Linked DNA regions of Homo sapiens: region 2 is linked to region 1. The links are chromatin loops, found by intact Hi-C in ENCODE. Cell type or tissue: gastrocnemius medialis. All regions are shown on one strand. Each heading gives the region's core, and the rest is flanking DNA. Links, peaks and the distances in the headings are about the cores only.

Evidence for each region. A loop is a pair of places that touch in the nucleus more often than their neighbours do. Peaks named below come from ENCODE experiments on the same cell type or tissue, not always from the same donor. Only the 100,000 strongest peaks of a DNase experiment are listed, where the experiment ranks them.
Region 2: a loop joins it to region 1, with 2.7 times the contacts of the local background. A loop is called at or near these places in 2 of 110 quality-filtered maps.

Annotation. Positions count from the first base shown.
Region 1 is chr5:127,576,818-127,589,096 of GRCh38, forward strand. No RefSeq gene overlaps it. Among named protein-coding and RNA genes, the nearest start is that of PRRC1, 65 kb to the left of the region's middle. In gastrocnemius medialis, for the core only: a CTCF peak has its summit at 6,124; a DNase peak (open chromatin) is centred at 6,084; H3K27ac peaks cover 1,009 bases.
Region 2 is chr5:127,655,521-127,667,799 of GRCh38, forward strand. It overlaps CTXN3 (cortexin 3), which reads left to right. Exons shown (of 3, transcript NM_001048252.3): 3 at 1,903-3,110. The coding sequence starts at 2,002. The coding sequence ends at 2,247. It overlaps LOC105379164 (a long non-coding RNA gene), which reads right to left and starts at 8,242. Exons shown (of 3, transcript XR_002956226.1): 1 at 8,104-8,242. In gastrocnemius medialis, for the core only: no CTCF peak of the experiment used is centred there; no DNase peak of the experiment used is centred there; H3K27ac peaks cover 8,000 bases.

The DNA.
Region 1 (12,279 bases), core at 2,457-10,456:
CGACAATTCATCAGGAGGATATAACAATTATAGGTATATATGCACTAAATATTGGAGAAACTAAACATATAAAGCAAGTATTAACAGAACTGAATGGAGAAATAGATAGCAATCTAATAGTAGGGGATTTCAATACCCCACTTTTTACAATGGATAGATAATCCAGACAGAAAATCAATAAGGAAACATTAGAGTTAAACTGGGATTTAGGCCAAATGGATCAAACAGACATATAGAGAATATTCCATCCAACAGTAGCTGAATATACATTTTTCTCAAGTATACACAGAACATTTTCCAAGATGGGTCATATGTTAGGTCACAAAATAAGTCTTAAAAAATTTAACATGACTGAAATCATGTCACACAACTTTGCTAAACAAAATAGTATGAAACTCGAAATTAACAACAGAAGAAAAACTGGAAAATTCACAAATATGTGGAAACTAAACAATATGTTCTTGAACAATGAATGAGTCAAAGAAGAAATCAAAAGATAAGTTAAAAAATACCTTGAGACAAACAAAAATAGAAACACAACAGACCAAAACTTACGGGGTGCAGCAGAAGCAACTCTAAGAGGAAAGTTTAGAGTAATGAAAATACCTACATGAAAAAGGAAGATCTCAAATAAACCATCCAACCTTACACTTCAAGTTACTGGAAAGGAAGAAAAACTAAACCTAAAGTTAGTAGGAGGAAGGAAATAATAAAAATCAGGAATAAAACAAATAGAATAGAGGCTAGAAAAACAAAGCAAAGAACTATGAAATGAAGAGCTGATTTTTTTTTAAAGATAAGTAAAATTGGCAAACTTTCAGCTAGACTAAGAGGAAAAGAGAGATGACTCAACTAAAAATGAAAGAAAACCAGAAATGAAAGAGACCTTACATCTAATACCACAGAAATACAAAGGATTATTAAACTGCTATGAAAAATTATAAGCCATCAAACTGGATGATCTAGAGGAAACACATATTTGTAGAAACGTACAACTTATCAAGACTAAATCATGAAAAAAATCCAAGAAGAATAATAACAGCTAAGGAGACTGAATTAGCAATCAAAAATCTCCCATCAAACAGCCCACATCCTTATAGCTTCCCTGGTGAATTCTATCCAACCTTTACAGAAGAACTAATACCAATTGTCAATTCTTGGAAAATAATTGAAAAGGAGGGAACATTTCCAAATTCATTTTGTAAGGCCAGCTTTACCCTGATACCAAACTCAAACAAGAACACTATAAGAAGAGAAAACTATAGGCCAATATCACTGATAAACATAGATGCACAAATCCAAAATAAAATACTAGCAAACTGAATTAAGTGTTAAAAGGATAATACACCATGATCATGTGGGATTTATTCCTGGGATGCAAGGATAGTTCAACATATGTCAATCAATAAATGTTATACATTACATTAACAGAGTGAAGGACAAAAACCATATGATAATCTCAATATATGCAGAAAAGGCATTCAACAAAATTAAACACCCTTTCACGATATGATAAAAAAAATCTCAACAAATGTGGTATAGAAGGAATGTACCTCAACACAATAAAGGCCATATATGACAAGCCCCTAAGTAACATTATACTCAATGGTGAAAAGATGAAGGCCTTTTTTAAGATTTGGAACAAGACAAGTTTGCTCACTCTCGCCACTTCTCTTCAACATAATAATGAAAGTTCTACAGTAATTAGGCAAGAAATAGAAATAAAAGATATCCAGACGTGAAAGAAGAAGTAAAATTGCCGCTCTTGACAGATGATATGATCTTCTACACAGAAAATCCTAAACACTCCACCAAAAACTGTTAGAACTAATGATGAATTGGGCAGGCACAGTGGCTCATGCCTGTAATCCCAGCACTTTTGGAGGCCTCGAGATCAGCCTGGCCAACATGGGGAAACCCTCTCTCTACTAAAAACACAAAAATTGGCTGGGGCATTGTTGTGCATACCTGTAGTTTCAGCTACTCTGGAAGATGAGGTGGGAGGATCACTTGAACCTGGGAAGCGAAGCAGAGGGTGCAGTGAGCCAAATCACATCACTGCACTCCAGCCTGGGTGACAGAGTGAAACTCTGTCCAAAAAAAACAAAAAAACAAAACAAACAAAAAAAACTAATGATGAATTCAGTAAAGTTGCAAGATACAGAATTAACATACAAAAAGTGCTTGTTTCTCTATAAACTAACAACAAACTATCTGAAAAAAGAAAGAAAACAATCTCATTTATAATAGCATCAAAAAGAATAGAATACTTAGGAATAAATGTAATAAGGAAGTGAAAGACATCTGCAATAAAAACTATAAAACATCGACAAAAGAAATGAAAGAAGACACAAAGAAACAGAAAGGTGTTCTGTATTCATGGACCAAATAATCAATATTGTCAAATGTCCATACCAAAGTGTTCTGCAGATTCATTGCAATTCGTATTAAAATTCCAATGACACTTTTCACAGAATGAAAAAAACTATCCTGAAATTCATATTGAGTGACAAAAGTCCCTGAATAGCCAAAGCTATCTTGACTAACAACAAAGCTGGAAGCATCACACTTCTTGATTTCAAATTATATACAAAGGTATAGTAATCAAAACCATATAGTGCTTGAGGCCAGGAGTTTGAGAGCAGCCTGGGCAACATAGTGAGACCTCGTCTCTCTAAAAAAAAGCTAAGCAAACAAAAAAACTCAAAACCTAAAAAACTAAGCTACCTGTGGTGGTGCATGCCTGTAGTCTCCAGCTACCTGGGAGGCTGAGGTGAGAAGGCTGCATGAGCCCAGGAGTTTGAAGTTGCAGTGAGTGAGCTAGGATTGTACCATTACACTGGATGACAGAGTGAGACCCTGTCTCTTAAAAACACAACAGCTATAAACTATATGGTACTGGCATAAAAACAGGCACATAGAGCAATGGAACAGAACAAAAAGTTCAAAAAGAAACCCACACATATATGGTCAATTAATCATTGATAAAGCTGCCAGTAATTTGCAATGGGGAAAGGATAGTCTCTTGAATAAATCATGTTGGTAAAACTGGATATCCACATGTGGAAGAATGAAATTATATTTTTATCTCATAACATATACAAAAATAAGTTCAAAATGGATTAAAAACTTAAATGTTCATCGAAGAAAACATAAAGGAAAAGCTCCATGACATTGGTTTGGCAATGATTTTTTGGATGTGACAGCAAGAGCCCAGGCAATCACAAATAAACAGGAGAGACTACATCAAACTAAAAACTTTCTGCAGCGCAGAGGAAACAATCAACAAAATGAAAAGACAACTTATGGAATGAAACAAAATATTTCCAAACCATATATCTGATAAAAAGTTAATATACAAAATATATAAGGAACTCATGCAACTCAATAGCAAAAAACCAAATAACCCAATTTTAAAAATGGGCAAGGACATGAATAGACTTTTTTCCAAAGAGGATACATTAATGGCCAACAGGTATGTGAAAAGGTGCTCAACATCACTAATCATCAGAGAAATGCAAATCGAAATCACAATGAGGTATCACCTCACACCTGTTAGGATGGCTATAATCAAAAAGTCAAAAGATGATGAGGATTGCTGAGGACATAAAGAAAAAGGAAGTCTTATACATTGTTGGTAGGACTGTAAGTTGGTATAGCTGTTATGAAAAACAGTATGGAATTTCCTCAAAAAATTAAAAATAGGAGTACCATATGATTCAGGAATTCCTTTTCTAGATATATAGTGAAAGAAAACTAAGTTACTCTCTTGAAGAGATGTCTGCACTCTCATGTTCATTGCAGTATTCTTCACAATACCCAAGATAAGGAATCAACCTAAGCATCTGTCAACAGATAAATGGATAAAGAAAATGTGACATGCACACACAGAGGAATATTATTCAGCCTTAAACAACAAATAAATCCTGCCACTGGTGACAACATGAATAATGTACCTGGAGGACATTATGCTAAAAGAACTAAGCCAGACACACAAAGACAAATATTGCATGATCTCATTTACAGTTGGAATCTTAAAAAGATAAACTCATAGAAACAGAGAATAGAAAGATGGTTACCAGAGGTGAGAGGGTGCGGAAATGAGAAGATGTTGGTGAAAGGGTACAAACTTTCAGTTATAAGGTGAGTAAGTTCAGTATCGTGTATAGTATGGTGTCTGTAGTTAATATAATATATACTTGAAATTTGCTAAGAGAGTAGATCTTAAATCTTATCACAAAGAAAAAAGGTAACTATGTGAGGTGATGTATATGTTAATTAGTTTCATTGTGGTAATCATCTCAGTGTATACATAAAATATCATGTTGCACACCTTAAATATATGCAATTTTATTTGTCAATTATACCTCAATAAAGTTGGGGGAAAAAGGAATGAAGTGCTGATTCATACTATAATAATATAGATAAACCCTGAAAACAATATGTTAAGTGAAAAAAGCCAATCGAATTATGTACTATATAATTCCATTTATATATAATGTACAGAATTAAACAAAGCCATAAAAATAGAGTGCAGATCAGTAACTGCCAAGATGTAAGGAAAGATAAATTAAGAATGATTGCTAATTTCTTTTTGGGGTGATGAATATGTTCTGGAATTTACAAGAAAACCATTGGTCTGCACACTCTTAAAGAGTGAATTGGATAGTGTGTGAATTTCATCTCAAAGAGCACAAAATCAAAAAAAGTCAAACAAACAAAATAAGTGGAAACAACTCAAATGTCCATGAACTGATAAATGTGGTACAGATTTATCATGGGTGATGAAAATGTTCTAAATTGATTATGGTGATGATTGCCCAACTCTGTGAATATACTAGAAACCGCTGAATTACACTTCAAATGAATGAATTTTATGGTATGCGAATATACCTCAATGAATCTGCAATGCATAAAAAAAATCTCAAAAACCCAAGTCAGAGTGTTTCTCTCTTTTGCTCAAATCTCTGCAATGACCTGCACCCAGATCTCCTTCCCTTCCCTTCCTTTCTCTTTTTTCTTTTCTTTTCCTTTCTGTTTTTTCTTTTTTTTCTTCCCCTCTCTTTTCTTCTTTCTTCTTTTCTTTTCTTTTTTTTTTCTTTCTTTTTGGGACAGGGTCTCACTCTGTCACCCAGGCTGGAGCACAGTGGTGTGATCATAGCTTACTGTACCCTCGACCTCCCCAGGCTCAAGTGATCCTCTTACCTTAGCCTCCTGAGTAGCCGGAACTCCCAAGTAGCTGAGACTACGGGTGCACAGCACCATGCCCAGCTAATTTTTTTTTTTCGGGGGTAGAGACATGATTTTGCTCTATTGCCCTGGCTGGTCTCAAACTCCTGGGCTCAAGCAGTCTGCCCACCTCAGCCTCCCAAAGTGCTAGGATTACAGGTGTGAGCCACCACACCAGGCCTCCAGATCTTGGTTCCCTGATACCATGTTCCGATAAATTGAACCAGGGCTTCCTGGAGAAATGGCTGAATCCAAGGCGAGGGCAGGGAACACAGAAGATGAGCCTGGGGCATCTTATAGTACCAGGAGATGGAACATACATTAAAAACAAGATTTAACAAAACGTTCATCTCAAATGGAGCCAATCTGAAACAATTGCCAATGTCCAAAACCAGAACAAATGGGGAAAAAAAACAAGTAATGATAATATTAGAGTGTAACTCAAAGAATAATTATCTATGAGTCTATACTGATATAAATAAGCAAATAAGGGGGAAGGGGTGAATCTTCCTTAGAAATATTAAACATAGAAGGAATGAAGGAAATAAAAAATCACCATTATAATACCACTGGCTATAGTTGAGAGCCTTTGATGGATACTAAAATTACTGGGCAAAATTTTAAGAGGAAGCAGGACATTTTCATAGCCTCAAGGTATCTCTTCTAAAAGTACTCATTAATTACTGTGGCAATTTTAACCTATGTTCACAAATTATTTGATACTCCTTTCTCTAGAAGATAAAGCTTAATTCTCTTCCTTTTGAGCGTGGGCTGGATTCCTAGAAGTGAGACCTACTTCTATATATAGAGCATGGAAAAGAAAAAATAGTAACTACTGTGGAGAAACCTGGCAAGATGTCATCTTAACCTAGTGGTGAAAGCCAACATCACCAGTGGTAAGCCATGGGATATCATGTACCCCATGACAAGATGTAATGAGAAGGGCACTTCCTCAGTGTAACTATGAGAAAACATCAACCACATTCACATTAAGGGACATTCTACAAATACTTGCTCAGTCCTCTTCAAAAGTGGCAAGGTCATGAAAAGCAGGAAAAGAATGAGGAACTGTCGCAGATTGGCGGAGAGTAAGGAGACATGAAAACTAAGTGCAGCATGATCTCCTGGATTGGATCCTGAGACAGTGACAGGACATCAGTGGAAAAACCAGTGACACCTGAATAAAGTCTGTATAGTTTTGTACCACTGTTTATTTCCTACTTTTGATAAATGAGCTATGGTTACATAAGACATCAGCATTAGAAGAAGCTGGGTGAAAGGGATATGGGAACTCTAGGTTATCATTGCAACTCTTCTAAAATCACTTTAAAGTAAAATGTTTCTAAAAATACTGAGAAGATAAACCCCTCAATCTCATGCTGGGTAAAATTCAAAGTCATTCTTAATTGCCTTCTAAGCCTGATGTAATGCTCACATTCCCTCTCTGCCCTTCTCTTCTCTCATTCCTTCCCTCCTGCAGATGACTTTGGCTACCTGTCTCCTTCCTGTTTACTCCTGGCATGATTTTTTCTGGGCTCTTGACTCTTACTGTTCCTTTTGCCTGGAAAGCTCCCCATGAAGAAAGTTTCATGGCTAGTTCCCTTACCTCTTAGAGATCTTTACTCTGATGTCCCTTAATCACGAGGCCTTCTCTGACCGACCCATATAAAACCACACATAGTATGTCCTGTCATGCCCTATACCCTGGCTTGCTTTACATCTTCATTGCTCTTATCACCACCTGTCATTCATTATATTTTACTGATTTTTTTCCTTATCTATTTCCCTTGTGGAAGGCAGCATAATGGCCCCTAAAGATATTCATGCCCTAATGCCTGGCATTGGTGATTATGTTATACATGGCAGAGGGGAATTAAGGTTGTTAATCAGCTGACATTGAGATGAGGAGATTATACTGGATTATGTGGTAGGCCCAGTATAAACACAAGGGACCTGAAAAGTAGAGAGAAAGCAGAAAATACAGTAGAGTGATTCCATGTGAGAATGACTCAACTTCCCATTGCTGGCTTTGGAGATATAAGGGAACCATGAGCCAAAGGCTGTGGGCCGCCTCTAGAAGCTGAAAAACATGAAACAGATTTTTCCCTAGAGCCTCCAAAAGAAACACAGCCCAACTGACACCTTAATTTTAGCCCAGTGAGACCTCTGTCAGATTTCTTTACATAACTGTAAGAAGATACATTTATGTTGTTTAAGCAAAACAACACAAGACAGCATTCCTTTCCTGTAATAAATTTGTGATGATTTGTTACAGCAGCAGTAGAAAACTCATTCATATCATGAACAAAATCCCATTGCTAACGTCCCTGTGGGATCTCAGGTCTGATGAGTATGGGAACTCATATGTAACACAAGGACTATTTTGTCATAAATTTCTCCAGTGGTGATGAACAAGTCTGTGAGCACAGTGAGTGTCTCAGGGTATGTGTGAGTAAGTGTGAGTGAGGGATTTTGTCTGTTGTGTAAAGAGTTCCTGCCATATACTCAGAGACCTCACAGGCACTGTTCCTATCCTTGGGTTAAATGCTAAGAGGTAAGGCCTTTATCATTTCCACTGTTTTTCAAATTTTATTTTTTGTTTTTATAGAGACGGGGGTCCCTCTCTCTCACCCAGGCTACAGTGCAGTGGTATAATCATAGCTAACTGCAGCCTCAAATTCCTGGGCTCAAGCAATCCTCCTGCTTCAACCTCCCAAGTAGCTAGGACAACAGGTACAAGCCACCATGCTCGGCTCTCCCATTTCTAGTGTTCAAGATTGAGAATCTTTACGTGGACTTGGAAGACATTTCTGAATACTTTGCCTAAGAACCCTGTACTACCCTGTCTGTTCTAAACAGGAGATAAACAGTGGCCACAGCATTCTGGAGTTTTATGTTTAAAACTGACTCTCAGACATTAAATAAATCTTACCAGAAGAAATTGATTTAGGAAGGCAGTGTAAATGTGTCTTTTGTTTTTATTTAGAGAACTTCTCATCTAGATTCAGACCTTTGAGGGGTTATAGATTGATGGGTGAATTTGCTTGTGTTCATTATGTAAAATAACAGAAGAGCCAGAAGCAATATAACCAAAATACAAGAGAGCTTTATAAACAAAATAAGAGTAATAGATACTTGAAAGATAATGTCCCCAAGCACTTTAGAAATGTCTAAAGTATCGTAGAAATTTTTAGATGAATGGCTCTAAATTCATTTTGGAATGGGCTTTAGTTGTTAAATTTTCTTTTCTAAATAACCCAGAAAAAGTTTTAGCTAGATATAAAATACAAATTGAACACCAAGAGAATTCACCATAAAGTTTTCATTGATGTATTTAATATAGCTGTAATCATGATATGTCAGTAGAAGACTGTGGTTTACACATGACAAAAAACCCCTGACACAACCTGGCTTAAACAAGAATGGGAATTTACTGGCTTACATAACCATAAAACCCCAAGAGAGGGTGGGTTTCTGCAAAGTTGATTCAGATGTTTAGAATTCATCAACAAAGTTGATTCAAATGCTTACAATACAATTCAAATGTTTTCTGCAGTTCTCTCACCCCTACTCTCTGAAATTTGTTGGCTTTTTTCTTGAACTGGCTTCTCTCACTTCTTCTGGCTCCCAGAGGGGTCAGCTCGCTCACATTTGACAAACAGGGCCACCCTGGAACTGCTATTCTAATCATCACGGGGCTAGGAAAGTCAGGATTGATAATAATAGAGCAGAAGTCTGCAAACCAGGGCCTGCAGGTGAAATCCAGCAAGCTTCCTGTTTTTGTAATAAAGTTTTATTTGACCACAGTCATGTCCATTCATTTGCATATTGCTTACGGCTGCTTTTGCACTATAATAGCAAAGTTGAGTAGTTACAATGTGAACCTTACATCATGCAAAGCCTAAAATATTTACTTTCTGGCCCTTGACAGAAAAAGTTTGCTGAACTCTGTAGTAGATTAATAGAGAATAACTCTTTGAGGTAGCACTCAGCCCAGAAGCCAGTCTTCTCACCAAAAGCAGTTAATTCATGCTATGGCTCTTTTTTCTTTTTTCCACCAAAGCACAGAAAGATTTTTCTTAGGCAATTACAGCAAGCAGTTTTTGAAAGTCAAGAGTCAGGCTTCCGATGTTTTAGGATTTACATGGGTCGTCTAAATGGCTAATAGTTAGCTATAGCTAAGGAAATAGAATGGAGTACTGTACCGCAAATTCACACAAACAGCACACACTAGGGGCCAGATTCTGCAAGCACTTTATATCTATTCGTCTCTCACAAAATCATGTGAGGGGTGTTCTGTGATTATTCCTACTTTATAGATGAGGCACCAAGAGCTTAAGAAATTTCTTCTTACAGAGCTGGAGCTTCTTAAATGGAGCATCTGTAATTGAAAGCCAGATTGTGGGACTCCAGCATCCACACTGTTAATCAGTAACAAGAGGTTGCCTGAGCAAATGCAAAACGAGGCTAAGAATTATCTGCAGTTTGTGGTCTGACTCAATACTGAAGATGAAAAAATGTGAGACATGCAATGAAAGAGCAGAGGACTTTCACACAGCCAGGAGACAAAGACACAGATCAAATTAGAAGCAGAAAACAAACATTTGTTAATAGACACTGGGGACTCCAAAAGAGTGTGGGGAGGGTTGAAAAATTGCCTATTGGGTACAATGTTCACTATTTGGGTAGCAGGTACACTAGAAATCCAAACTCCACCAGTATGCAATATACCCATGTAACAAACAACTATATATACCCTGTGTATCTAAAAAAAAATTAAGTAAATAAATAAAAACAAAATAAACCTTCCCTCCAGCTGCCCCTTGCTAAGGGGCTGGAGCAAGACCCTGATGAGGAGGGTGCTGGAAGATAACACCTTACCTATACCAGTGTCAGCCAGAATGAGCTCCTTAGAACATGAGTACTGGAAATTTCTGTATAGAAAATTGGTCCTGTGGTCAGCTTAGTGGAGAAACAGTGCACACACTAACTCACTCAGGGGTATTCCCAGTGCAAATGTCAGAGACTCTGAGAAATGCTAGACTAGAGAAACTGGTTTGCTTAATCTAGTATTTACTGAATTTATAAGACCACTGAACATTCTTTGTGAATCTGTATGACATCTGTAAATGTCCCAAAGAACAAAATTTCCATGCATTTTATTGTATAATTTAAATGCATCATTTGAATGCCTAGTAGTATAATTTAGTTCATAGCCTGTAGTGTGAAACCATTGCTTCTTAAGTTATCTTTTTTGGTTGTCTTTTTACTTTTTTTCGTTGTTGTCTTTTTACAATCTTAATAAGAGCCCTTCCAAGGTAATTAAACTGGGATTCTGAAGCAGATGGATCTCTGGAAGCCAGATGGACTGACCATTTGAACCAGGTGAGCTTCCTTGCCAAAGGGGGCTGGCAAGGCCCCCTTCTAGGAGGATCTGCCACCTAAGTTTACCCACTACAATGGCAGCATCAAAATAGCATTGTCATACTGATATGCTGAAGGACTAAATTGTGTGGAACAGATATGGAGTGTATCAGAGCACAGGTAAATAGCTGCAAATAGTGTAGGCAATAAATTCACAGGAACTTAAAGATTGCAGTTATGGGCATAGTATGGACTATTGCCAACAGGAAAGGGTGCACGGGAGGAGGAGATGCCTGAACTGGACCTTATGAGGTCTAGCGGATGTGGGCAGTGGAGAGAAGTTGTGGGGGGTAGGGTGGAGGGTTTCAGACCAACAGGAAAAGATGGGGCCTGAATGTGCACAGGGCTGAGAACAGTCTCTGTTAGGGCAGGGGGTAACGCTGGGCCTGGATTAGGCAGAGGGTGTGGTTGGTGAGGTCTGAGAGGTGAAGTGGACTAGTTTATGGACCACCCTGATAATCTGGCTGAGGGGTGTGGTTTTAATTCAGCTGATAACAAGGAAATATTGCAGGTTTGTGAGCACGGTCAAAGTGTGTGTTGTTTGACATAGATCTAGAGAACGGCAGTATGAAAATGGATCAGGAGGGAGAAATCTAGAAGGGTAAATAAAATTCCTTTATTACAGGGAATACCTGAAGCACCAGGAAGACCAAATGATTACAGAGTTGGAATTTTCATCCCCACTCACAGACCTCCAGGATGAGAAGAGAAGGAAGAGAAATGTATAGACTATTTACAATTTCATGCTACCAAGAAGGCTGACTTCCAAATTACCAAAGTCAAAGTCATTGATTTTTCTAAGAAATGTCCAGAGAGATTGACTGTATAAGCAACTGTAAGTGGCCCGCCCCGTTGTTTAACCATTGTTATAATTAAGAAGATGGTTTGCTTGCTTTCTTTTAAAGTAACACATGTGTATGTTAAGGGACTGTAGCCACTGGGAAAACACACTCTGTTTTTCTACATCCTCACACAACGCTTCTGACACCAGATGTGTGGGGGTTTTCCACACCAGGCAATTCTTCAACTCTCCAAACACCAGTTGGGTATTCTGCAATTTAATTAGATTCTGACACTATCTGGAGTCAGCTCAATCTCACAAGACTGCCCCACTTGCCAATCACAAGTCCAGGCCTCTGATATTTCTGATTGACCAACTATAAATCCAAGGTACCCAGGACCCCCTCCTCATGTTCAATAATTTGCCACAATGTCTCACAGAACTGAGGGAAGCACTTTACTTATGTTTACTGGTTTATTACAAAGAATACAACTTAGGAAAAACTAAGTCAGGGGATGCATTGGGCAAGATATGGAGGTGGGACTCGGAGCTTCCAGCCCTTTCAGGGTGCCTCCTCCCAGCACCTTCACATGCTCAGCCACCCAGAAGCTTATCAAATCTCTTTGTTCAAGAGTTTTTATAGAGCTTAATCTCTAGCCATCCCCAGTTCCCCAACATCCTGGAGGTCTGTGAGTGGGGATGAAAATTCTAGCTCTATAATCACTTGCTCTTTCTGGTGACCAGACCCAAGGGAGACTATCTAGGGGCCCCACCCAAAGTTACTTCATTAGCATAAACTCTGGGGTGATCCAAAGGGGATCGGCATTAATAACAAAAGATACTGC
Region 2 (12,279 bases), core at 2,951-10,950, 79 kb after region 1:
GAATTTTATATTTCATATGATTAAGTATAGTTTGAATATTTTTGGTGGACACAGATGGCCCTGGTCTGATGTGCTGAGGAGACCTGCATTGGAGGCTCTGGCCTCCCTTCCTGCCCCTCCCTTCCTGGCCCACAAGGAATTAATACCCAAGGCTAGGAGGGTGCTTAGAAACAAGCAAACCAAAACAAAACCCAGTGCATTAATATCCTCTAAATTCCTAAAGAGCTTATTTTTTTAAAATGCGGTCAAATTTTTATCCCAATCTTACTTCCAAACAAACATGAATTATAAATGAGTTTTGCAACTGTTATAGCCTTTAAAAAAATTCAAAGTGATAGAGCTGCAAAAATGATGCATTACCCGACTGGTAACTCCTTCCTCCCAGATCCTGGCTGGGATCCCCCTTATAAATTGTTTTTTAAACTGTAATTTTACAAACTTTGAAGTGTCAATATAATGCAAACTGTTATGCTATGATTACTAATGCTGTACTTGAAGGCAATGATTATAAGTTAACTGAAGGAACATTGTATTGATGCTTTAGGTCACATATTCTATTTTTATTTGGTTATTTTCATTGAGCAAAATTTATTTTGTGTCCGTGTTAATTTCCGTAGCTAATTACTGTGCTTTGTAATTTTTATTATAAATAAATTCATAATAAATATCATTTAATTTTCTATATAGTAGTAGTGTCTAATGTATATACTTTTATTTACGATGTGATTTAAGTAGATTTCGTTCAGTATCTGAAGCTTTTAACGACCTCTGTGTATACTTGTCATGTATATACTTGTATATTTATACGGTAATATACACTTGTATATTTATACAGTAATATCTACATATCTAAGTTTTTCCACCAGTAAAATTAAAATAGTGTTAGCTTGTCCTTTTCCTTCTCTTCCTCTCTACTGAATAGTCTTAAATGGTAGGAAGCCACTCTAAGGAAAACTGTCCTTTTGAAAATATGCATCGATCAATTCCTTTCTCTTGGCTTAATTCTCTAGGTGCTTCCCAGGGTCAAGTATTGAACCTGGTCTTTGTTTTCTGAGGAAAAAAGAAAAAGCAGCAGTAACTTGATAGTTTGGGAGACTGAGATACCTCCGTTCTCCCTTGGCTCAGGCAGTAGAAAGGAAAGGAGAAGCAGCATAGCTCCCTTAGTTGTGTCTTAGGTGAAGCAACACTTGGCTTTGTTTGTTTTTCTTTTTTGTATACTTTTCAAAGGGTTTTCACAGCTCTTCATCCTTATTACAGCACCATGAAAGATGCAGGCATTGCTACTTGCATTTTTACAGCTTAGTGACCTCTCCAAGGTCCCACACCCGTTTTGCAGTAGAGTGGAGCCCGGAGCCCAGAACCCAATGCTCCTGGAGAAGGTTTCTATTTTAAGCACCTTTTCTAGCCTCAGTTTCCTTGCACTGGGGCTAAAGAGATCCCTGCTTTCGTGAAGCTTGCAGTAAAGTGGCTAACATGTTTCAAGTTTAGCCACTGTGCTGACACATAGCTGAGGCTCCCTCAATGGCGCTATCGTAAGAACAATGTGAGAGTAATATTAGTGGAGCAGAGCAGGAGGAGACTTGGCAGGGGAGGCTGGGTTCAGATGTCAAGTTGACAGTACACCCTGAGGTCAATATTACTGTGCACATTTCTCATCTTCTATATTATAGTCGTATTCCCTGCCCATCCCTCCTGGCCCCAGGTGGCTCTTCTGAGAACAATCTGGTAATTTCATGCAAGAGTAAAATATCTTTCCCGATAATTATACAGAATTGAGCATCTCTGGTGAAAAAGAAAGCTGGTTTACAGATTTCTTTTTCTCTCTGAAAAATATGACTGTGAACCTAAAAAAATAAGGCTGCTATTTTATAGGTATTCCTTTCCCTTCCTTTTTCCCTGCAGATAACTCAGCCTCTCCAGAGTGCAGCCACCATGACCTCCGCAGATTGATGATGGAAGAAAAGAAAACCAGGATATCCTGTGCTCTGGCTTCCCTGGACCATGGATGGAGGACAGCCCATCCCCTCATCCCTAGTGCCCCTTGGGAACGAATCAGCAGATTCTAGCATGTCCCTGGAGCAGAAAATGACATTTGTTTTTGTGATTCTGTTGTTTATTTTCTTGGGCATTCTCATTGTCCGGTGCTTCCGGATTCTTTTGGATCCATATCGAAGCATGCCAACCTCTACCTGGGCTGATGGACTTGAAGGCCTGGAGAAAGGGCAGTTCGACCATGCCCTTGCTTAGGAGGGATGGTGTGGGATCTCCTCCTGAGGAGATGAAGTGCTTTGTGTCTTGGTGAGGATTCCCTTTATTTAGTGTTCTCAACAAATCAAATTTAAACAATATTTGGTCCCAGGACCATAATCCATTATTCCATAAATATGCAGTTGGGTTAAAGACATTTGAGGATGTTGGAAATGGACACTTATATAACTAATCCAACATAAGAAGGTTTAAATTTTTATGTTTGCTCAATGAATGAGTACTCTTAAAATTGTGTGATTGTGAAACCAAGAGCGTTAATACTGACATAGATTTGCCATCAAACAAAACACCACCTGATCTGACTAAAGAATAAAAGACTAGAAAGGATCTCATATGAATCTGGTGACAAGGCCAGGAAGAGATTTCCTTGCTCTAATTATGTCTATATTTGTTTTATTTCATGGGCACCTATCTGGGTCCTGAGCAGAATGAGGAAGATTGTGCTGAATGGACCCAAAGTAGTTTCTTGTTTTCTCCCAAAGCAGGGAGCTTTGGGAAGCAATGGAAAAGCTTAAAAGAGATGATTCTGTCCTTGGTAAATGTGAGTGAGAATAGCGTTTTGTTTTTCAAGTAAAACTTAATTCAAAGGCTACAAAGTTTTAAAAACTATTTACCAAGCCAACTACATTATATGTATTCATATTAATAACATGTGTAGAGGTAGCTATACATTACTTGAATTTACACTTTACACAAATGATTTAAAAAATAGGTTGCAAGTGCAGCTTAAAGTTTTTTTTCAATGAAAAGTTAATTGTTTAGAGGAGAAGACTTTTATAGTCTTCAGAGGAATGTGTATTTATGATTGTATATAGTCACCAAATAAAACTTTTCAAGAAACAGAAATGCTTCCTCTCTTATTTCACCAGAACTAATGCACTGAGGGTGCTACCTGGTATTAAGTGCTGAGGCTTAACATTTTTCCAAGAGAGGAGAAAAGAGTTAACAGCATGAAAGCTCATCTAATTCATCCCTCTCCCATTTCAAGAAGAGCTCCTATAAATTGTCCTGCACAGACAAAACCGATAGTTTTTAAGACCACCAAAAAGGGAGATGTGAATACCTCTTATTCCAACTTTTGTTGGAAGGAAAAGCTTGTGTCTAAACCAACCCTGCAGATAACTCAGCCTAAACCAACCCCGTTAGGCTGTATTTATAATCTATGTCTTCTAGTTTTCTCCTCAGCTAGTCATTACCTTTTTTGATTAAAAAAAGCACACTTCTTTAACCTATTAATTATAAGATTTTCTTTTTCTTTCAAATGTACTGTGTCATGTGTGTCCTCATTAATTTTTTTTTGTATTTTTGTTAGAGTCTATTCAAACCCACTCATGTATTTATGGAGCTCCTGCTTTGAGCCTGGAATTGCTAGCACTAGAAAGACAGAAAACACACAGGGCCAGTTCTTAATGTTGAATACTTTTCTATCTTGTTGGATGGAGAATACATTTAAAAAGGCATATGACTGAATCATTGTTCAAATGACTAACATGGACCTGATGGTTCCCACATCATCAGAATCAACTGGGGAGGTTAATATGTGTGCTAATTTTTATTATTTTTTTACTTTCTATTTTTTTTATTTTTTAAGAGATGGGGTCTTGCTCTTTCGCCCACTGGAGTGCAGTGGCACAATAGCTAATTTTCATTATAAAAGTTGTACATCATCATGGCAAAAAATTTATTATACAATATAGAAAAATATAAACATCACTGGTCAAAATTCTACCAGCTTAGTTCACCCTAACTCCTAACTCCAATTTTTCCTGGGTAGTTTATTGACAATGGAGATTATTACAGCCTTTCATCCCTACAGGTTGATTCTGTAGAGTTGGGTTAGTGAACAAATGCTCCAAGAGATAAAACATGAGGAAAGATGAATGTAGCCAAAATAATTAAGGAAATGTCCACGAGACAATGGCTCAGGTATAATTGTGCATGTTTAAGTGCTTGGCATAAAGTTCAATGCAATGTAAGTTATTATTATGAAATAAATTAGATCTTGACCTGAGAGGATGGAGGTAGTTTAGATATGTGCAAAGGAAAGGAAGAGGGAAAACCATAGAATAAGGAAACAGAGGTATGAGTGTGGGACCCGAAGGCAGGAGTGCAGCCTGGCTGGAGTAGAGAGTTGGAGAGGCAGCTGGAGCTCACAAGGGAAGGACAAAGGCAGAGGCTGGACCTCAGAGGATCCTAAACAGAAAAATCAAGGGTGGGAGTCACCGTAGATTCACGAAGAAAAAAATGACCTAAAGAGTGGTGTGTCAGTTCCAGCTTCCGTGCCCTTCCTCAGGGCAACACCAGGATCCACTTCTATAATGGGAACACACTGAAATAGCTACCTGCCCCCTAAGAGACCTTTGAACACAGGCATTGCCCACAAGTGCCACGGGGCCTCCCAAAGCCTGCCCTTCTTTCACTCCTCCCTTTATTTCCCACTCTATTTTTGTTTTCCCTTCTCAGATTACTGCTCCTTGTTCAACTTCCCCTCACTGGCTCTCCTGCCTCCTTCCTTGTCCAGAGCAAGAATACCATAACAAGTGAAAAAAAGCTTTGGGCTATTCACAGTAAATTGATCCCCCCTGTAAGAAGTGCTAACTCTCTTGTTTTAATTACTCTGGGCTTCTTGGAGTGAACAACTTATTCTCAAAAGGTCACATAAGCCCTCTCTTTCCTGGCTTTCTGGCTAAAGGAGTTACAGGGCAGCACTTTGCCTATCTTACAAGATATTTATAATGAGTGCAGCTGGCCTTTATGGAGTATATCTGCATCCCAGGATGGGGGGAAAAAACCCTGGACTTTCCCAAGGTCACTCTGTAGAATAGACCTGCCTTTTGATGCAGAAAAATGTGCAACCTCATTCTTAGCCTGAGCTCGGAATCACAACCCTGTGTTTTATTCCCCCAGAGATCCCAAGTTCTAGATCAACATTTCTCCCTCCAAGAGACCTTTTAAAATATTTTAAACACTGCGTAAAGCAAGTTTAACTTGGGTGCGAAGGAGCCTAATTTGACTCTGCTGTTAAATTAATAAACATTTCAAGACAGGCAATTCTTTTGCTATTATTAAGGGTTAAGGCTGAGGCAAAATAAACAATTTTAGGAGGCAAAAGTTAGATAGAGCAGATGTTTATGTATGCAGAAAAAATATGTATTCAAGTTCCTTTTTTATTGGATTCATTGCACAGTGTTTACTGAAACACTGAAGTTTTTTTTTTTGAGATGGAGTCTCACTCTGTCGCCCAGGCTGGAGTGCAGTGGCGGAATCTCGGCTCACTGCAAGCTCCACCTCCCGGGTTCACGCCATTCTCCTGCCTCAGCCTCCCGATCAGCTGGGACTACAGGCGCCCACCACCATGCCCGGCTAATTTTTTATATTTTTAGTAGAGACGAGGTTTCACCGTGTTAGCCAGGATGGTCTCGATCTCCTGACCTCATGATCCACCCACCTCAGCCTCCCAAAGTGCTGGAATTACAGGCGTGAGCCAGCACGCCCGGCCTGAAGCTTTTTATAATGTGAACATACTGATAAATTTGGTACAATGAGAAATTTCACTTGTTCACCATAAATGATTTTTTTAAAAAAAACCTTATTGTTTCAAGATGTCAACTTTCAGAATTGACATGTAAAATATATTGAAACATGGTTATTTTCAATAAATTTTCTAAGCCCAAAAACATTGAATAAAACCTAAGATATGATTTGTGAGATGTGTGTCGACCAAGAAAAATTATGTAAGATGGGTGTCTCAGTTATTGATTAATCCAAAAGTTGTAGAGTTGAGCCATGATCTCCAGAAAGTGCCCAAATGACTATATGTATGTATGCAATCCGTGATCCAACTGGCCTACTCCAGAAGAGATTTTTTTTGTTTTGTTTTGTTTTGAGATGGAAACGGGGAACCCTCTAAGCTTTGTTTGTACTTCCCGTTTCTAACAAAAATAAATGAATTATTTTCAGAGAGGGGTCTACTCTGAGGACATGAGGCCTCCCCATCTGGCATCTTGCTCTGGTCAGGTGAACCAAGCCCAGTACTTTAGCCAGTCTTTAGTCCTTTCCAAGGTCATGTTTTTAGAATAAAGTTCCCTGCTGCATTTAGTACAGTGGAAATTTTGCCTTCAGTTTCCTGCTATAAATTATACTCATGTCTTTTTCTAAAACACCACAAGATCCTCTTAGATCCCTCCATCCTACAGCCTTTCTCAATATCCTGATTGATGTTTCTCTACTTTCTGTGCTTCAGAGTAAGAGAAATTCCTTTAAACTGTCTTTTCAAAGAGATTTGCACCCTTATTCTCTTCTAGGCCCTATGACCAGCCCTAGAGCACCAAACTTATGCCAGCTTTTAAGAAAGAGGCTCTTCCTGGGTTCCTTGGAGTTTGAAAAGCTGGAAAGAAACATTGCTGTCATCTATTTCAACCTCCTCATTTTACATATAAAGAAACAGAGAAGCAGAGAGGTCATATGGCATGACCATGGCCACTTCTTCACCCACTGGTTGTAGCTGTAGCATCTTACATATGTGGTGTGCAGATGAGTTCAAACAGAAGGGCCAGTTGATAAAACCATAAATAAAAATACCCGTTTGTTAATTGACATGAAAGTTATAATAATATTAAATAGTCTATTTTGGCAGGGAGTGGGGAAGACATATTTTGTTTCTGAAAAAAGTCCTACGGATGATGTATTTTCTTTTGGAACATTCTGAAGCTTCAGTTTAAGTGTCCAGGCAACGAGAAGTATTTCCCGTTAGATTGTAGAGAATGCCTTAACAAAGATTCTGTTTCTCAAAACACGGGATAACCAATCTAGGATAAAGAATCAAAGTTTCTTTTTTTGTTTTTCTTTTTTTTTTTTTTTAAATTTCCTAGTAGACTTTTGAGCTGTTTTTCTTAGCTGAAGAAGCTCGACAAGGGAGATTACAACATAAGTTTATAAAGGCTCTGGATTCTGCTCTATCTATGGCTTATCAAAGAGTTATCTGGATCCTCTTGGGACATAGAGGTGACCTCAGAAAATATACAATTAAGTATTTCAAGTTTGAAAGTACACTTTATCCTTTTCTGTCCTATCTTTTTTCCTAGTTACTTCACTTCTATTTTTCCCTCTACTTTCCAATAACTGGAGTGCTGGAAGAAGTTTAATACAACCACTACATTCAGTGCTTCTCTGGTATATTAATATTTTCCTCAATAGTCAACAACAAGTGGCTGCCTGGTTTCTTCCTTAACATGTCTAATGTCTTAAAGTGTCCATCCTATTTTTAGCTTGTTCTGTTGTTTATAAATATCTCTTTATCAACCCCAAATTTGTCTTTCTGTAATTTTTGCCAGTGGAATCTTGTTTTGTCTTCTGGAGTGACAGAGATTTCTAATACTTGTTAACATGACAACTCTCAAGATATAGTTATTGTTGAAAGTCACACTCCATGGATCATTGCTGTTTCCGCATGTCTTTACAGCAGAGGCAGTGACAATATTTTGTTCTTTTCAAAGAGATTTGTTTAGAGATCGTATCTCCCTTTCCCTAAAAAAATGGCTGGGCAGGTTTGCTTGCAGCCCATTATGAAAGACTGGGTTTTCCTAAGCTCAGAGTTCCCCTCCTGTAATGCAGCCCATTGTGTGTGCAAGCACCATCTGGCTTTTTTTGTGTTGCCCTGTGGGAACTGGAGCTTAAGGAATTGGCACAGGAAAATGCTGATACTCAGTGTTGTGATTGCTGTAAATGATAAACTGTCCTTTGCCTCTGACCCAGAGGTCTTGTGTCTTCTGCCGGCATCCATGAAACTGTGGCAAACTAGTTATCCTGTAAGTAGGGTAAAATCTCAGATCCTACCTTGTTCTTGATGGTTATCATATTCCCCCAGGATAAACAATTCCAGCAACTTCAACCACCCTATATAATTTTCAGGTGCTTTGAATTATCTCTTATCCTTATCAAAAATTCTGGATGCTCTTCAGTTTGACCATCTCCTTGGTACCTAGAAAGGAAAATAATAGTTCATAGGTAGTCTGACTAAAATGAGGGGAATCAAATTATCACTTACTTTGTTTTGAAAACCGCATGACGTTTTATACCTGACTCCCTCATTATCGTATTCATTGCAGTCTCCATCTTTGTATCACCTGTAAATTGGCTCAGCAAGCCTTCTATTTATTTATCCACATTAATGATAAAATTTTGAACATATCTGAGCCAGAGAGAGAGAGAGTCCTGGGCCTTGCCACAGAGATCTCAATGCACATAAGAAGTCAATTGGCAGCAGTAATTGTAAGCAACTGCTCCCATGGAAAGCTCCATGGAGCACGTCCATGGAGATGTTCAAGGACGGCGAGCATATGAAGCATGATGACTTATACAAGTCATGCAGTGAAGCTTCAAAAGGAAACCACCAAAGTGATATTTGTGTAGCTTCCAGAGCTCAGCTAAAATGCCATGGATTCAAATGGGCAAGTGGAAGTCAACACTGAGTGGTGACAAGGGACTCTGAACACATTGTCTAGGACTTAAAATTCACTGGCACTGAAAAGACTTTTGGCTACACCTCCACGTCTCTGCCCAGCACTGTAACTGTTTATACATAATCATGCCTTATTTGCCTGAGGAAAACTTTTCCTCGAAGGGATTATCAGTTATTTATTCATCAGCTAGAGATAGCACAGGGTAGTGAAAGAGTGCATGCCTGGGACTCTGGCAACCTGGGTTCATTACTGTTTCCATAAGGAGTTAGCTTAGAGGCTTTTGAAAATCACTTAATTTTGGCCAGGTGCGGTGGCTCACGCCTGTAATCCCAGCACTTTGGGAAGCCGAGGTGGGCAGATACCCGAGGTCAGAAGTTCGAGACCAGTCTGGCCAACATGGTGAAACCTGTCTCTACTGAAAACACAAAAGTTAGCTGGGCATGGTGGTGGATCCCTGTAATCCCAGATACTCAGGAGGCTGAGGCAGGAGAAATGCTTGAACATGGGAGACAGAGGTTGCAGTGAGCCAAGATAGCACCACTGCCCCCCAGCCTGGAGTCTGAGGTGGACAGACTCCATTTCAAACAAACAAACAAACAAACAAAGAAAAACATTTAATTTCTCTGGGCCTCATTTTTTTTCATTTGTAAATTCAGTTTGGGCCAATCTCTAAATTCTGTTTTACTTCCTAATAAACATTTATAGCTAGAATTTTGGGAACAATTTGCTGAATACCAATATGAAAGAGGCTTGAAGAACTTGGATAGTAAGCCCCAGGTCACATGGTCCATGTGAAGCAAAGCAGGAATTTGAATTCAGTTTGCCGTGAATGCCTTCCTATCTACAAAATAGAACCAGGCTTCAAGCAAATAGAAAAAACTATAGGAATAAGGAAAATTCTAGAAATAGAAATAAGGTTTTCCGGGAAACACTAAATTGCGTTAACATTCTGCTGAAGTTATTATTGGCGTTTTTATGAAACCTCCAGGAAAAGAGGATTTATTAGCTAAAAAGTAGCTTTTGACAGGTCTGTGAGGTTGTTCGGTATACAGTTTTGTTTTGTTTCGGATAGATCCTCATCCTGTTTGCATTCAGCCTCCAGCTCTCACAATTTCTGTGACCTTGGGAAAATTAATTTTTTTATACCTCATTTCCTCATCTGTAAAATGGGCATGGTATGAATAGCATCTGCTCCACACAGGTTTTTACGAGAACTAAATGGGAAGGTGAGAATAGTATCTAATAAGCTTGTAATAAATATTGGCTTAATAAATATTACATTGCAGAAGATATTTTTTACATGGGTAGCTTGCTGAAATCCTAAATTATTTAAATATGTGCCAAAGCACAAAACTCTGGAATTAGACTAATAAGTGTAAACTTTATAAAATTTTTCTTTATGATTGTTTCATTTGTTTTTCCAAATTCAGAATATAATAAAGAAAATGTTTAGTTAGAGTGAAGATTAATTTGAGCTCTGTGCTTGAAATAAAAGCTTTATCTTTGGAACTAGCACAGACCTCTAGGCATTGAGAGAACAAGTTTCTCTTTTTCATTCCCAGAAGTGCTCTTTCATCATACATATTTTTTTTCTTTATATGAGCCAACTTTCAAAATATTTGGAAGAAGAAAGGATTCATTCTCAGGTTTCTCATTATTGCTTTGCTGGTGACCTTGGGAAAGTCAATTAAATTCTTTCATGTTTTTCATAACATGGAAATAATAAGTGAGACTATTCAGCACATAAATCAATGATTTGGGAGTGCTTAAAATCCTGCAAAAATATGAAATACCAGAATATTACTATTTGAAAATAATGAATTTCTGTTTGTGTTCCAAAAACAAAATAATCACATATTTTATTGATAAAGGAAGGTACATCGCACATGTGACAAATGCTATTTCCTAGTCCCCAGTTAACATATTCAATGCTGAAACATGGAGGATTTATTGTGGATGTTCTGTAGCAGTGTAATCCTTGCCCCTTGCCAGCCTGCCTCCCCCTCTAAGATAAGTAGAGACTTTTGCCGCTATTTTTAGTTTGAAATTAGATTTAAATAGGGAAAACATTAATCTCGTGATTACCCTCCTCACAGAATTCCAAGCCTGAGCTTTCACAGAGGTCACACTGTTCCTTAGAGTGATCTGTAACTGAAGTTTCAAAGAATACCCAGCTAGTGAGTCCAGGAATGAAACTATGTGTTTATTTAAATATCTCACCAAGGAGGGCAAAATATGAGAATGATGTGTCCTCTAACATTTGCAAAGAAATCTTTGGCAATAAATCCCAATGACTCTTTGGAATTGGATAGCTCTGCTCAGTATGTTGGACAGATTTACAGGATATCAGGTTATGGGGCACAGCTTTTGGTGATGATATTTCTATGGAAACAAGACCTCTGGGGAGATGTCTACAATTTGTGCACCCTACAGGACTTCTCTGGGAGGTCAAGTGCAGTAGGCCCTGTGGTTAGCTGCCATCTTGCCCTAGCTCCTCTTCTTAGAGTAACTTTCCTCTTTGGCCCTGGAAAAGACCTGCCTGGTTTCTTGGATTGTTCTATATTACCGAATCATTATTTTGTTCTATATTACCGAATCATTCTTTGCTTACCTTTGTGGATAATTAGAATTTAAGAGGTGAAGTTTTCTGAATATTGCCAGGCCTTATGTTTTATTTATTAATTAATTCATTCTGAACATGCAATGCTGAGTGTCCATTGTGTATCAGGCACCGTACAAGATCCTCATTAGCGTTACAAAGAGAAAAAACAGAGTACCTACTCTCAAGGAGTGTACATTCTAGTTAGGGAGCAGAAAACGTTCTGCTTTTATGAATACCTATTGACTCCTTAGTAACTTTTGAAGAAGCTAACCTTTTGATAAAATTTTGCCCATTTAAGTTTGGTTTGCATTTTACCTTCTAGAAACAAAATTTTCGTTAGTTTTTCAGTGAATATGATTTTAAAGCATTTCATAGAATTTAGTAAAATATGATATATGAGTAAATGTTATTGAAATATGTTAATGTTTTGAATGAGTTCTTCAGATTCCAGAACTGCTCAAAGTTTCATTTCTGAAAATGGGTTTAAGACAGATTTAGAGAAAATGCTTGGATTTAAGTCAAATAAAGAATCTTAAGTTATAGGAAGACAAATTAAATAAGTTATGACTAGAAACAGTTATCTGGGTAACTGAGACCCCTTCTTTCCCAGGAGTCAGTGCTTATGTCTGTATGTGGAGAGGGGTTGATATTCAGATCAACTGATCTATGAACAGTATCCATACTGCCCAAAACTTCTGAGGATAGAAATTATTTGTAATCATCCTTAATTACCTTATATTTCCTAGCCAACACACTGCCTTGCATATAATAAACATTCAACAATTATTTGCTGCATAGCATTGAAGTGAATTGAATTAAGTCAAGTGTCTAAATATCTGCTTATCCCCATGACCACTAACCACTGGCTGTGATAAACTTTCTTGGTTTGACTCTTAATATTGAAAACACAAGGGCCTGTTCCTGACTTTTTCTTTCTACCCTCTGTGT